2 separate regions of the Homo sapiens genome follow, and region 1 is linked to region 2. A link is an interaction called in ENCODE POLR2A ChIA-PET data of the cell type or tissue named here. Cell type or tissue: CD4-positive, alpha-beta T cell. All regions are shown on one strand. Links, peaks and the distances in the headings refer to the core of each region. The heading gives the core; the rest is flanking DNA.

What was found. ChIA-PET counts read pairs that join two places held together with the same protein. Peaks named below come from ENCODE experiments on the same cell type or tissue, not always from the same donor. Only the 100,000 strongest peaks of a DNase experiment are listed, where the experiment ranks them.
Region 1: POLR2A ChIA-PET joins it to region 2 with 5 read pairs; 3 of 35 experiments call an interaction of 5 or more read pairs at or near these places.

Annotation. Positions count from the first base shown.
Region 1 is chr14:21,731,676-21,737,056 of GRCh38, forward strand. It overlaps TRA and TRAV4. Among named protein-coding and RNA genes, the nearest start is that of OR4E1, 61 kb to the left of the region's middle. In CD4-positive, alpha-beta T cell, for the core only: CTCF peaks have their summits at 3,018 (motif pointing right) and 3,218; DNase peaks (open chromatin) are centred at 2,996 and 4,426; H3K4me3 peaks cover 1,600 bases; H3K27me3 peaks cover 878 bases.
Region 2 is chr14:22,512,380-22,517,760 of GRCh38, forward strand. It overlaps TRA, TRAJ30, TRAJ29, TRAJ28 and TRAJ27. Among named protein-coding and RNA genes, the nearest start is that of TRD-AS1, 32 kb to the left of the region's middle. In CD4-positive, alpha-beta T cell, for the core only: no CTCF peak of the experiment used is centred there; a DNase peak (open chromatin) is centred at 3,214; H3K4me3 peaks cover 5,000 bases; H3K27ac peaks cover 4,895 bases.

The sequences.
Region 1 (5,381 bases), core at 219-5,218, 780 kb before region 2:
TTTATCTTTCTTCCTTTCTCCCCCACTTCACCATATGAAACAAAACAAAACAAGATAAATTTGCTCCTTCTTTTGTGTTTTTCATATCAAACAACAGGACCATCATCTACCCAAGTGCCATCCACTCTCTTGCTCCAAGCCTGTCCAGATGCTGTGCCTTCTGCCTCTTTCTATTCAGCTCAGTCTTCATCATGCTCATTCTTCCTCTTCTCTTAGGTTTTAGTTTAGGTGAGTGTCACTCCTTCTGGGAAGTCTTCCTGCAGTCCTACAACCAAAACCATTTCACTTCCTTGTGTTGCTATAGTACTCTATGCTTTCCCTACTATGGCTGTTATCATGAGGACTATCATTGCTTTTAAAATCCTCTTCCTTCTCACTAGACCACTGGGTCTTTCTTGTCATTGAATGGCCAGTGTCTACCTCAGTGCCTGACTGTAAAAGGGGCTCCACAAATATTTGTTTATTGAATAAATGGATACTTCCCAAGACTCTTAAAATGTTCTTACACGAATCCAGGAAATCCTCTTTGCAGAAGCTAGTCTAAATAAATAATTGGAAGTTTAGACAAAGATTTATGTACAAAGGTTTTTATGATAGTATTCTTTCTAAAATCCAAATGTCTAATACTAAAGAAATTGGTAAATAAGTTATAGCACATTTGTACCATGGACTATGTTGAGGCTATTAAAATTGGATTTTTATGTATACTTGTTGACAAAAAAAAAGTTTGGAAAAGAATATTAAGTTGAAAAAACCTCCAGCATGTGCAAATGTGTGTGTGTTCATGTGCACACAATTCAATTGTGCTAACAATAGTCATGCAAAAACAAAGGATTAAAAAGCGGTATGCCTCAATATTATCAATGATTTTTTTCTGGGATATGGTATTACACGTGATTTTAAAACACTTTCCTATATTTTCCAAATTCTGTATTTAGAATTCATTATTCTTCTAACCAGAAAAAAAATCCCACTTAAAAAGAATTTAAAATATCCCTCTTGTAGTTGGCTATTGCTATAGGGCGTGGTTTTCTTCCATAACCTTAGGAACTTTCTAAAATTTGCTTTAACAATGGTCTAAATTTTTTATTACAATATACATAAAAAACAACATTAATGTATGTGATATGCTCCTATGTGTTCACCCAAACACTTTTGAACACCAAAAAATGTTTTGCAAAGGAGTATATATATATTAGTTAAGGTTCTCCAGAGAAGCAGAACTAATAGGATGTCTATCTATCTATCTATCATCTATCTATCTATCTATCTATCTATCTATCTATCTATCTATCTATACATAAATATTTATTGGAATATGTATATTTATTGGAATATACGTGTAATTATTGGTTATATATAAATCTTGGTCCAAGTCTAAAGGCTCAAGAATCAGAAGCACTGATGTTAGAGGGCAGGGAAGATGGATGTCCCAGCTCAAGGAGAGAGAGAAAAGTTGTCCTTCCTCTGCCTTTTTGTTCTATTCAGGCCCTCAGTGAATCGGATGATGCCCACCTGCATTGATTAGGGTAGTCTTTACTCAGTCTACCAGTTGAAACGTGAATCTTTTCTGAAAACACCCTCACAGACACACCCCACAATAACATTTTACCAGCCACCTGGGTATCCTTTAGCCTAGCCAGGTTGACACATAAAGTCAACCATCACAACCTACTTAACATATAATATATAATATAATTATTAGCACCATATATTAGTTTGCTAAGGCCGTGGTAACAAGAGGCCACAAACTGGGTGGCTTAAGCAACAGAAATGTATTGTTTCACAGTTCTGGAGGACAGGAGTTCAAAATCAAGGTGTTGGCATGGTTGTTTCCTTCTGAGGGCTGTGATGGAAGGACCTGTTCTACGCCTCTGTTCTTGGCTTGTAGATGGCCATCTTCTCCCTGTACCTCTTCAAATTTTTCTTCTGTTTTTGTCCATTTCGGTGTCCATATTCCCCCTTTTTGTAAGGACACCAGTCATCGTTCACCAGTTTGGATTCGAGCCCACCCAAATACCACATTTTAACTTGATTTCCTGTAAAAACTGTTTCCAAATAAGGTCACCTTCTGAAGTACTAGGGATTTGAACTCCAATATGCATATATATTTTTTGGGTGGGAGGAAAACACAATTCAACCCACAACACACCACTACCATCAGTAATTACTTTCATTCCATAGGCTGAGGGATAGAAAAACTTCCAGTGTTTCTACCTCCAGTTGCCTGGTATCCAGTAATATTCTCCAAAGTGAGGTAACAGGTGGCAACACGGAAACTTCAAGTTCCGTTTTTTGGCCTGAAAAAGGAAGACCATTTTGGCTTGGTGATATTTCCTGCATTAAACATAGTTTGTATTTCTTTTTTTTTTTTTGAGACAAAGTCTGGCTCTGTTAACCAGCCTGGAGTGCAGTGGCGCCATCTCAGCTCACTGCAACCTCCGCCTCTCGGGTTCAAGCGGTTCTCCTGCCTCAGCCTCCCGAGTAGCTGGGACTACAGGCGCGTGCCACCACCACGACCAGCTAATTTTGTATTTTTAGTAGAGACGGGGTTTCACCGTGTTAGCCAGGATGGTCTCGATCTCCTGATCTCGTGATCTGCCCGCCTCGGCCTCCCAAAGTGCCGGGATTACAGGCGTGAGCCACAGCGCCCGGCCCATAGTTTGTATTTTTATAGAACACTCTCGTTTAGAAATAACTTACTTATGTTCATTTAATCCTTATAATCTCTGTTGCCGAGATGAAGAAATTGTGCCTCTCAAATGGTGATTTGAACAAAATCTCACAGCTATCAAATCCAAAGGATTGTTTCAATTCAGTGTGTCTAACTTATCACTCAGTGTTTTCTTCCATAACTGAAAATAGACTTCATAGTCCAAACCAAGCTCTCTGCTATTGCGTTTACAAAGAAATGTGACGTTCCATAAATTGTGCCGATCTGAGACCTACTGACTTGTGTGAAACATTTTTTCTGAGTATAGTTACCACAAGAGGTCGCTGTTGCAACGAGTTGCGTTTAAAGGGTAACCCATTTATTTTCATTTCTGTACAAGGTGTTCTAGTATCTTCAGGTCCCTCATAAAAACATCTTTGCTCCTTCACTTGTTACTGAGGAAAGCCTGGTTATTTATTTCATGACCTGTGATAGCTCCTCTGTCAAAATGTTACTAGAAGCCATCAACACTCACTGATTTTTTTTTGCATGGGAAAATGGAAAAATTGCTGATTCAGAATGCTTTCGGCAATTCTAGACCTAGAAGAGGCACCTCCCAAATATTTTCCAGTGATTTTTTTCATTCCTATATTATAAGAGAAAAGAACTCAAACAACATACCACTATCTTTTCCATATTAATGTGAGTATGTAACAGGTTTTGTTTCTAGCATTTGGCTGATTCAATGAGTACTACTGTGTCTTTTGGATTCAATGAATACTACTGTGTCTTTCGGCTCTTTTCCTGAATGGCTTTATTTTTCTTTTCAGTTTTTGTGCTTCTGTTATAGGATTTATACTAATTATTTCCTGAAGGAAGTGTGTACAGTAACTACAAAAAATTAGATATATAATCCTACACGACTGCCTTCTACTAGCCATGGTACTCTGCGCTCTGAATCAGATGAGAAGAAAGGGAAAGGAACTATAATTTACTGTTGACTACGTGCCACAGATTGAAACCCTGAAATACATATTATTGTTCCCATTTTACAGATGAAGAAACCAAGACTCAGAGGAGTGAGCTGCCTGAGGTCACAAGGTGGCAGAGTTGAGATTTAGATTTAGATCTGTCTGACACAGCCTGTGCCTTTTCTTCTTGTTCACCTTACCTCCTCCTTGGTTAAGTGAGTGATTCCAGACCAAATGTCCTATCCTAGCTGGTCAGCAGGGACTAATGAGAGGTTTGTTCCTCTGTTTAATATCTGTTACACAGGGTCTGAGAAGAAGGTATTAGTTGTGGACTTAGTGGGATTATAAATGATCCCAGGGAATCAGGAGATGGAATGTCCAGTCCAGACTGCCTCATTTGCTCTTTCTTGGAATAGGATTAGGAATCCCTGTTTCTTCTTGGCTAAATAGGGGTCAGTGGAGCACTGCAGGGCATAAAGTAACAAGTCAGGCAGGTTACACTTAGACCATGACTGTCAATGAGTCCATGAGTGTCAGACCGACTACAGTACATGACCACCCTCTCGGGCTGTGGAAAGTAATGTAATGGGGAATAGGAGCCCAATGTAATCTACCTTCTCATAGCTTTGCCTCATTTGGACCAAATCTTTAAGGGATTAGACCTCTGCAAAGATCTAAAATGAAATTCAGGCTGCTGTGCTTCAGTACCAGCAGTTTTCACTCCCTACTCTTCTTGGGGCTTTAGCTGAACTTTGAGGGGAGCCCTGCTCTGAGGAGCTGCTGCCCTGCTATTGGCTGCTGTACTGGGGCAGCCTGAGTGACAGCTGCTGGTGTGGGCCCTGGCAGTTGCTGCTGGGCTCATTGCAGCTCAGACACAGCAAAAGAGCCTAGAACCTGGGTCCTAGTTTGCACCTAGAATATGAGGCAAGTGGCGAGAGTGATCGTGTTCCTGACCCTGAGTGAGTTATTTTGGGATGAAGAGGAATGGGATCTGGGCCTGATGATGCTGGAAAGGAATCTGGAACTTTGCCTGCTAGCAGTTGCTCTTTATCCAAGATGTAGAGGGATAGCTTCAGGGTTCCATTTTTCTCCAGGCAGCTCCTGAGCATTTATGTGAGATGTGTCTCAGGGCAGCAAAGATTTTCGGGGTTTCTAATCCCTAGGGTCTATCCATGGGAGGGAGATAGTAAACCTGACACTTCTGTGTATGCCTGGGATAAATATTTTTGTACTGAAACATAAATGAGAAGTAAATTGTATGTACATGTATATGGCAGGGAAGTAGAGCGTGGGGATGGATTTGACTGTGAGAGGGAACCGTGGGGCTACTGAGTGGGACCGTCTAACTTACCTTGCTTTCAGGATAGGGGCTAGGATTGTGTTTTACTCCCATAGGTACTTTGAGCCTTGCTAAGACCACCCAGCCCATCTCCATGGACTCATATGAAGGACAAGAAGTGAACATAACCTGTAGCCACAACAACATTGCTACAAATGATTATATCACGTGGTACCAACAGTTTCCCAGCCAAGGACCACGATTTATTATTCAAGGATACAAGACAAAAGTTACAAACGAAGTGGCCTCCCTGTTTATCCCTGCCGACAGAAAGTCCAGCACTCTGAGCCTGCCCCGGGTTTCCCTGAGCGACACTGCTGTGTACTACTGCCTCGTGGGTGACACACAGTGAGACAGATGGGCCTGCACCTGTGCCGTTTTCCTCTGTGGGGTGGGAGTCACAGCCTAGAAAGAAGTC
Region 2 (5,381 bases), core at 302-5,301:
GGCTTAGAGCCAGGGTGAAGGGAAGACTCTGTAATGCAGTTCCTTCTCAGGTGGAAATCCAGATATGTGCCCTAAGTGACCTATTCCTGCCCCATTTTTGTTTGGGCTCTGAAAAGTGGATTCCTAGCTCAGTGGCTGTCTGCCAGGTATCTTTTGCCTTCAGTAACAGAATTATGTTTGATATTGGAAAGGAGTTTGTTGTATTGTTGGCTTTATAATTCACTCTCAGTGTCAAATGAGGTCATTCAACTTCCTCTCGCACATTTGCAATAAGCAGCATGAAATTCAAGCAGAACAACTAGAAGACACAGAGAAAGATGGCTGAGCTGATAATGAGGCCTGTTTATTACAGGAGAAGAGACAATATAGGAATCTGTTAAGTCCCATGAGGTTGAAATATCCACCAAAAAATATGCAGCTGTCCCCCAAAAAAAAGTCACTAGGAGTTTTTGTTATGGTCCCAATCACAGTGTGAACAGAGATGACAAGATCATCTTTGGAAAAGGGACACGACTTCATATTCTCCCCAGTAAGTGCTGTTTATGTGATTTTCTGACATTAACTCCCACTGAGTTCAAACTGCTGAGAGTGTTCAGTAGGAAAGTTTCTAAGACATGTGGGTGGCCTGTAGGTCCTGGGCTCTTCTCTTGCAGAGGTCCAGTCCTCAGCCTTTCCACAGCTGAGCCAAATACCAAATTCTCCCCTCCAGGGCTGGAAAAGTTGCTACCAGTCCTCTGCTACCCAAATATAAATTATTTTTTTATTGTTTATTAAGAAGAGTAAAAGAATCGTGACACTTTGTCCAGAACCTATTTTCCAGTCTTTTCCCCCAGGCTTGTCCCTGGTAACCTCTGTTTGGACTCATTGTTAAGCCCAGCGTGATTTTTGGCTCCAACTAAATTGATTTTGGAAATGACTCCAGCATACCTATGACCCCTCTCCTTCCACCCTCCATAAAAGATTTATTTTTCTTTATTTGGCCTCTGCTGAGATTCCTGGCTTTGATGCCCCAGGATCTCTCATTTCCCTTGTTCCAGGGATAAGTGAGAGATGACTTTTTAAAGAGCTACTTTCATCTTAGAGACAACAAAGAGAGTATGCCAGCAAGAGCAACATCTTGCATTGAGCCTTCTCACTCTATGCCATTTTCCAAATCTTTTTCTTTATTTAGGATAAGTGACCACTCCTTTTTATTTCTAGTACAGCAAAGAGTACATCATGATGTCAGAAACAGGGATTTCCTTTGGAATGTTTTTCACAGGCTAACAATAAGCTAGAAGTCTGCAAGCAATTCAGAAATGCATCCCTGAGCTACAACTCCATGTATGGAAGCTCATCAGCAGGGTAGACAGGCAAAGCAGAAACATTTTAATTATACCATACTTTGTAGAGATTGGGGGAGAAGTGGGCAAATGCGTGCTAAGGAAAAACAAAAACTATGGTTAAGTGGGGAGATTTCTAGATGGTTCTAACAGGGAAGAAGACCAACAAGAGGAAACTTCCAGGAAAACCACCAAGGCCAGGCATTCAGGGTTTTTGTTATGGAGGAAATCACTGTGGGAATTCAGGAAACACACCTCTTGTCTTTGGAAAGGGCACAAGACTTTCTGTGATTGCAAGTAAGTGTTTCTAGCCATCCTTGATTTTGATCAGCAATGGCTTCTTCCCTTGAATTATTTTTCAGTGTACCTAGAATGCTTTTGCCCCCAAGAAAGGTTTGGAAGGAGCTGGGTCATTAGCATTGCGCAGGAAAATTACAGGTTATTCTGTTATAATTCGAAAGCCAACTGGACAGTCATGAATGCACACAGATCTGGGCCCTGCATTGCACCCTGGCCTAGTTGCCTCCAGCTTGTTCTGACCGTAATCCTGGCCCAGTTTCCTCCTCTGATCCCAGGAGACAAAAGCCCTGGGCAGAGAACCAGACTACTTAGCCTGGGGGAAGCACAAAAAGGCTTGTCTGAGATCCATAAGCCTTTTTTTTTTTTCTTTTTCTTTTTTTTTTTTTTTTTTTTTTGAGACAGAGTCTCGCTCTGTCGCCCAGGCTGGAGTGCAGTGGTGCGATCTCGGCTCACTGCAAGCTCCGCCTCCCGGGTTCACACCATTCTCCTGCCTCAGCCTCCCTAGTAGCTGGGACTACAGGTGCTCACCACCACGTCCGGCTAATTTTTTGTATTTTTTTTTAGTAGAGACAGGGTTTCACCGCGTTGGCCAGGATGATCTCGATCTCCCGACCTCGTGATCCACCCGCCTCAGCCTCCCAAAGTGCTGGGATTACAGGCGTGAGCCACCGTGCCCAGCCCCAAAAGCCATTTTTAAATACATTGCAGGTTTCTATTTAATGTTGTTATTCATTTTGATTTGCCCAAGTAATACATTAAAATTTCTCATTGTAAACCATTCAAATTACAGATAAAGTCCAGGCACGGTGGCTCACACCTGTAATCCCAGCACTTTAGAAGGCTGAGGTGGGCAAATCACCTGAGGTCAGGAGTTTGAGACCAGTCTGGCCAACATGATGAAATCCCATCTCTACTAAAAATACGAAAAGTAGTCAATCGTGGTGGCAGGCACCTATAATCCCAGCTACTCAGGAGGCTGAGGCAGGATAATCACTTGAACCCGGGAGGTTGAGGTTGCCATGAGCCGAGATCGTGCCACTGCACTCCAGCCTGGGTGACAGAGTGAGACTCCATCTCAAAAAAAAAAAAAAAATTACAGATAAAACCAGCATTCACCTTGGCCACTTCCTTCAGTATCAGTTTCCTCCTCCCCAAAAGTGACCACTGAAACCAGCTTGGTGTGTTGTGATGAGTTTCTCTGTGGAATATGTTTATGTGAAATCCCATCTTCAACCAGGAAAGCTTGAGAGGGAAAGGGCTCAGACTGCAGTTTGCAGGATTTCAATTAGATATAAGGAACAGTTGATTAGATGTAAGAGCTGTTAGCAAAGGAAAACCTTATAAAAACTAGGAGCTCTTAATAACTAGACAGGTCTTTGGTCAGACAACACACTGACTGAGGACAGGAGGATGGATTCGATGACCTCTGAAAGTCCAGCCAGGACTCTGGAGGACTCTGAGGAATGGTCTGTTCCATAGCCTGCCTCTGTAATGCCCTTCTCTCTTGCCTATTGTCTGGTTGTTGTTACAGTCTGAGCTTTTGTCAGAGCTGCTCCTATGCTGTGAGTGGTCTGATTTTCTCAGCATCTCTGGGGTTTTTGCAAAGCAAGGAAACTCTGTGCATACTCTGGGGCTGGGAGTTACCAACTCACTTTCGGGAAGGGGACCAAACTCTCGGTCATACCAAGTAAGTTCTTCTTTCTGGCTAATTATTCTTCCCGAGAAGCCTGTCTTCCATCATGCAGAAGCTGTCAAAACACAGGTGGTGTTTTCTTTGCTTGGTTTGTGTTGGGTGGTTAGTAATATCAGTTGGAAAACAAGGTTATTAATGCACATATTCCCTGGGGCATTGTATTCGGACATTTAATATCCATGTAGTCTCTCCCTGTGAAAATATGTGAACCTCCACGAAAAGAAAGGTCCAAGGAAAGTAGCAGGGAAAAGGCAGGAATTGGATGAAAATAGCCAAAGAGCCTGCAGGAATATAAACAAGGCAGGATCCCAGGAGACAGAGCAGTAGCCACTTTGAGTGAATTTCCCAGGAGGTGCTCCTGCCAAGGCCCATACCTTCAAGGAAAATTAAGGCAAATAGAATTGGGCTGGGGAGTTGCTACTTATTAGTATTCCTCCCACGTTCTAACCTAATTATAAGGAGGTTGTTTTGGCCATGGGCAGTCATCTCAGGTTTTGTTTTCCTGCTTTCCTCCCTAACCTCCACCTGTCTTCCTAGAGGCCTGAGTCAAGGTTATTGCAATAGCACTAAAGACTGTGTAACACCAATGCAGGCAAATCAACCTTTGGGGATGGGACTACGCTCACTGTGAAGCCAAGTAAGTTGTGTTCTTCTTTGCCTAGGCCTTCAGGGGCAATCAATCAAACCATTAGTTTGAAAAAGACTTTAATCCTATGCATCTGGTTGGGCTCTTTATTAATGTTCTTTCCCCAGGCCAAAGAGAGTTGGTTCTCTTCCCTGCTTTAAAATGAGATATGAGTGCATGTATGCACACACGCATGCCCACATGCAGACTCTTGCTCTAGCTCATGGTAAGGGCTTCTCAGGAGCATATACAACATTTTGAAAGAAATAGAGAAACAAACAATAATGAGCCAATGGAGCTGTCAGGAAGGTTCTCCACCACCCCTGACCAGGCTTCCCAGCAGGATCTCTGGCCATATAGGATGTGCTTGCACTATATCGGATGGTCTAGGATGGGAAATATCTCTCTGTAATTAATTCCAAAATTTGGCAACCCTTATTGCCAGAAAGTACTTCTCATATCTAAGTTTGATCTCCCTGCTGCGATTTAAATATCTACTTGAAAAGAACCACTAGAACTCTGTACATCTGGATTGAGAATCAAGTAACTGCCATAGAATATGAGGCTGAGCACTAAGCCCACCTCTGCAGCACCTCTGACGTGTCATGGGTCCCCTCTGGACATTTTGAGCTCAAGTAATAATGGATTAAGCAGGATAGCACAAGCTTTGGAAACAGAAAAACCTGAATTCAAGTCCTTGCTCCACTACTTACCTAGCTGTGTGACCTTGAACAAGTTACTTAATCTCTCTGAGCCTCAGTTTCCCCATCCACAAAATGAAGATAAAAATATTCCTACCTCGTTGAGTCATCGTAAAGATGAAATAATACAGCTAAAGTAGTTAGCATAGTGCTCAGAACATAGAAAAAGCTCATTAAACCCTCGCTATTAATAATAATGATAAACATCATCTCTAACCCACAGCAGAGCCTTTGTTTGGCCCCTGGGGCTCTTCTGTCAAGGTTCTGTTGTGCATCAGCAGCAGAGCTGGAATTGGGGGGAGGGTGGAGAATGTCAGCCTGTTCTATGAAATTCTTCACCTGGGATTTGAAAGTGGAAATACAAAGAATCCTGACTAATTTAAATACAAAATCATCCAAGTGTCAGAGGCAGGGGAGAGGTTTCTGCAGAGAGCTGCATAGCTGGGATCCTCAAGGCTACACACACACGCTTGGAGCAGGGATGCGGTTCACAGGATGGCAGGGCAAAGGTTGCAGAACTGAAACCTTGTACTTCCCCATCACCAAAATGACCCCAGCATGATTTCCTTTAAGGTGTCCCGAGCCCCTTCCCAAAAGACAGGCTCCCCATGTGGAGGGGCAATGACAGAGGGAAGATGGAAACTTTATGGGAAGGGCGATCTATCCCAAGGTTGTCCTTCTCCTCTTCAGGGTAGTGAAGCTCATGAGAAATATGGCTCCTGAAAATAGCCACTAAATGA